2 separate regions of the Homo sapiens genome follow, and region 2 is linked to region 1. Evidence: chromatin loops called from intact Hi-C (ENCODE). Cell type or tissue: Caco-2. All regions are shown on one strand.

Region 1 (2,500 bases):
CCAAGAGAAGTTAAATCCTTGTAGAAATCTGTTTTCAAGTCATCTTCTGCAGTTTGTACCTGGAGAAAAATCCATGTAAAATAAAATATAATTTAGGAAATACTGGAGCGACTTGTGGATATCTAATGAAATGATGATTTATTTATTTATGCACTCAGCCAGTATTTATTGAGGACACATTTTGCTAGAGAACAAAGAATAGTGTTATTTCCTGCACTGAGGGGTTAATAGTTTAGTTAGAGAGAAAGATAATCACCAACACTTAATGAGGTAAGTACTGTGTGACCAGTGGAATCCCACAGGAAATATAAGACCCTGAGAGGCAATATCAGGAAACCCTCCCTCAAGGAAATGCCACCTAAGCTGAGACTTAACAGGGTGATAAACAATGAAGGTTATTTTTAGCATGTCTGTGATTTTGATGCAGTGTGCAGTCTAACTAAGATACTTTTCAGTTCTGACAACTGGGCTTGTTCTTTATAACCAAGTCCCACCTTGTTTTATACTTTTTCAAGAGACGAGTCTGACTTCGGGATCACAGTTTCTGAGGTTGGGTTCCCATTGCCTGCTACCAAAGCTCCCAGTGCTGATCAACTCTTGATTGACCTTTGTGTTAGTCATTACGCTGTTTACAACTACTCTAGTCTCTTTCTGGGCACATAAAAAGCATGCATTTCCCTACTCTTTTTGGCCAATAAAATGTAAATATAAATGGTATCTGTCACTTTAAGAGTTGATGGGCAATATGTCACTTCCCCCCGCCCCTTTTTTTTTTTTTGCAATTCATCATCACACCAGTCAGGATGTGTCAAAGCAGGATCCCTTAAGTCCCTTGCTTTCTAAGTGACTATTATCAGTAGAACGTACAGTATGAGTGGCACTGTTTTAAGACACTGACATCTTAGTATTGATATTGCAGTGTAACCTAACTTGTCTTGATTAAAATGCTGAGTCTGGTGTCTGTATTCCATCATCTGTCCTGTAGTTATTCTAAGGTCTTCTAACTCCCTGCCCAGTTGCCTTCTCTTCCTTTCATGAGTCTCTTTAATCTTTGTATACCAGCCAGCCAATTATTTCATCTATCTTCATAAGCTACAATACTACAAAAGAAGGGAAGTGAGATGCCTGCTGAATTTCTCCTCCTCTATTGTTTTCAATAAGGTATAGCTTAGGTTTGCATAGCTGCCTGCTAAAAGCATGCCTAAAGAATGAAGTTATACAGAGATCAGTTAAAAGAAAACCAATAGCTTGTGACCTTGACTCTAGTCATTCCCAAATTTTTGTTTGAAGAAATACCACTATGACCTTCTTCAGCCATATCACTATGACTTCAGCCATACCACTATGGCAGAGTTAAAGATTAGCTCAGGTAGCTTCATAAGGTTGGACAAGTCTTAGAGCTACATTGATAAGGAAATGAGTTTAATCTGCTGTAAAAGAATTTTCAGGCTGTATTTCCTCATGTAACTTGTTATCCAGGCTTGTGTTATCAAGCTTTGTGGGTTAACCCAGTGATCTGTTAGTAAATGTTTAACAACTAGCTCTCTGGGAAGGGGAAGAAAGCCCTGATTTGCTATAGCATTTTTCTTTTCCATTGTGCATATATTCCTACCATGGCTGATTTCAAGCTACCTATGTGATGCCCTGAATTCATATTGGGAAGAGATGCACAGTGGCAAATTACAAAGTATTTTCATAATACAGATCCAATAGATGTAAATAACCCCAATAGCATGGATAATGGTAAAATGTAGCCAAATAATTGAAAAGTGATCAATTTTGAGCAATTATAACCTTTGTTTTTAATGTGTTTACCTGTGAGATAATATATTTGATATTTAATAATGGCTGTGTTTTGACCAACAAATATATGAAAAAATGCTCATCATCAATAATCATCAGAGAAATGCAAATCAAAGCCACAGTGAGATGCCATCTCACACAAGTCAGGATGACTAGTATTAAAAAGTCAAAAAAACAACAGATGTTGGCAAGGCTGTGGAGAAAAGGAATGCTAATACACTGTTGGTGAGAATGTAAATTAGTTCAGCCACTGTGGAAAGCAGTTTGGATATTTCTCAAAGAACTTAAAACAGAACCACCATTTGACCCAGCAATCTCATTCCTGGGTACATATCCAAAAGAAAACAAATTGTTCTACCAAAAAGACACATGCACTTGCATGTTTATCGCAGTACTATTCACAATAGCAAAGGCATAGAATTAACCTAGGTGCCAATCAGCAGTGGATTGGATAAAGATAATGTGGTACATATGTGCCATGGAATACTAGCAGCCATAAAAAGAATGAAATCATGTCCTTTGCAGCAACATGGATACAGCTGGAGACCATTATCCTAAGCAAATTAACACAGGAACAGAAAAACAAATACTACATGTTTTCACTTATAAGTGAGAGCTAAACATCGGGCACTCATGGACATAAAGATGGCAACAACAGACACTGGGGTCTACTAGGGGGGGAAGGGAGGGAGGGGCA
Region 2 (2,500 bases), 340 kb after region 1:
CCCAAAGTGGTTAGGGAAGAGCCGGGTTTTATACATTTTGGGGAGACATGAAACATCAACCAAATACATTTAAGATGTACTTTGGTTTGGTTCAAAAAGGCAAGACAACTTGAGGAGGTGGCTTTCAGGCTAAGGTAAATTTCAACATTTTTTGTTTGACAATTGGTTGAGTTTATATAAAGGCCTGAGATCAATAGAAAAGAAATGTTTGGGTTAGGATAAGGGATTGTGGAGGTCAAAGTTTTATTGTGCAGAGGAAGCCTTAACATAGTAGACTTCAGGGAAAATAGGTTATAAAATGTTTCTTATCAGACATAAAAGGGCACCTGGCTCTTAGCTGATTATCTCCTGGATCTGGAAAGTGAAAAAAAAAAAGAGAAAAGGGGATTCTCTACAGAATGTAGGTTTTTCCCACAAGAGACGACTTTGCAGGCCAATTTCAAGATAAGACAATAAAATATATTTGGGGTTGCTTATTTGTTGTGTGATGTTATGCCAAAGTCAGGTTCGAAAGTAGGACATGTTATACAGGGTTAAATAAAACTCCTCTGATGAGACTTTAGGGTTTGTAGGGCGTGCTCACCAAACCCCTTAAGAAGGAATTTGAGCAAGATAAGATTAAGAAAAAAAGGTCAGAGTTTAGTCTTCACACCAAAGCTAGAAGAGGACAGGAAGTATTCTCTCCTAGAGCCGATGGAGAGAGCATGGCCTTGCCAACACCTTGATTTCAGACTTCCAGTCCCTAGAACCATGAGATAATACATTTCTGTTGTTTTAAATCACTCTGACTTAACAATATGGATAACCCTCAAAAATTTTATGTTAGCAGAAAAAAACGCCAGAAGACACAAAAGAGCACATGCCATATTATCCCCTTTATATAAAGATAATAGTAAAAATGACCATATAACTCTTTTTCACATCCACACGTTTTGCAATTTTTTTTTAACCATCCATCAAGAGGTGGCCAATTGTCCACTTCTTCAATCTGGACTGGAATGTGACTTTTGTCAATAGAATGCAGTGGGAGTAATCGTGCCCCAGTTCTCAGACAAGATTCTTCACATACCCAACTCTGTCTCTGAACCATATCCAGGCACCATGTGAGCAGTCCCAAAATAGTCTGCTGACGTGTCAGAGGCACTCAAACCAGAGTGATTCCATCTTAAATAGGGGCTGGGTAAAATAAGACTGAGACCTGCTTGGCTGCATTCCCAGGAAGTTAGGCATTCTTAGTCACAGGATGAGATAGAGGTTGGCTCAAGATACAGGCCACAAAGACCTTGCTGATAAAACAGTTTGCGGTAAAGAAGCCAGCCAAAACCTACCAAAACCAAGATGGTGATGAAAGTGATCTCTGGTCGTCCTCACTGCTCATTATATGCTAACTATAATGCATTCACATGCTAAAAGACACTCCCACGAGTGTCATGACAGTTTACAAATGCCATAGCAATGTCAGGAAGTTACTTTATTTGGCCTAAAAAGGGAGGAACCCTCAGTTCTGGGAACTGCCCACTCCTTTCTGAGAAAACTCATGAATTATTCACCCCTTGTGATATGGTTTGACTGTGTCCCCACCCAAATCTCATCTTGAATTGAACCTCCCATAATTCCCATGTGTTGTGGGAGGGACCAGGTGGGAGATAATTGAATCATGAGGGCAGTTTACACCATACTGTTCTTATGGTAGTGAATACGTCTCATAAGATCTGATGGTTTTATAAATGGAAACTCCTTTTGCTTTGTTCCCATTATCTCTTGTCTGCTGCCATTCAAGACATGCCTTTCGCCTTTTGCAGTGATTGTGAGGCCTCCCCAGCCATAGGGAACTGTGAGTCCCTTAAATCTCTTTTTCTTTATAAATTACCCAGTCTCGGGTATGTCTTTATCAGCAGCATGAAAACAGACTAATACATCTTGTTTAGCATATAATCAAGAAGTAACTATAAGTATACTCAGTCGAGCAGACCATGCCACTGCTCTGCCTATGGAGTAGCCATTGTTTTGCTTCTTTACTTTCTTAATAAACTTGCTTTCACTTTACTCTGTAGACTCATCCTGAATTATTTCTTGCATGAGATCCAAGACCCTCTCTTGAGGTCTGGATCAGGACCTCTTTCCAATAATAGAAGGATGAGAAACCATATAAAGTAGAGATAAAATGTCATAACCAAGGCCATCCTGGAGCTGCAGACTTAGCAGTTAATCACAAATACTTGAGTGAGCCCAAAAGAAACAAGAACCACACAAACGAATTCAGACCAAATTGCTGATCCATTTATTTGTGAATTAAATAAGGAGTTGTTTTAAGTTATTGAGTTTTGAGGTTTGTATGTAGCAGCAATTAACTAATGAAGTAAAGAAACAAGCCAAGTAAAATCTGACAATAAACATCATAAAAGTGAATAGTTAAAGCAGTCTTGAGCAAAATAAAACAAAAGAACAAGAAAACAAAGCTAAATGCATTACACTATCTGATTTCAAAATATACTACAAA

Evidence for each region. Hi-C counts contacts between places; a loop is a spot of excess contacts. Peaks named below come from ENCODE experiments on the same cell type or tissue, not always from the same donor. Only the 100,000 strongest peaks of a DNase experiment are listed, where the experiment ranks them.
Region 2: a loop joins it to region 1, with 9 times the contacts of the local background. A loop is called at or near these places in 7 of 110 quality-filtered maps.

What each region holds. Positions count from the first base shown.
Region 1 is chr5:41,181,501-41,184,000 of GRCh38, forward strand. C6 (complement C6) reads right to left here. Exons shown (of 18, transcript NM_000065.5): 7 at 1-59. Among named protein-coding and RNA genes, the nearest start is that of C6, 31 kb to the right of the region's middle. In Caco-2, no CTCF peak of the experiment used is centred here; no DNase peak of the experiment used is centred here.
Region 2 is chr5:41,526,214-41,528,713 of GRCh38, forward strand. No RefSeq gene overlaps it. Among named protein-coding and RNA genes, the nearest start is that of PLCXD3, 17 kb to the left of the region's middle. In Caco-2, no CTCF peak of the experiment used is centred here; DNase peaks (open chromatin) are centred at 638 and 1,138.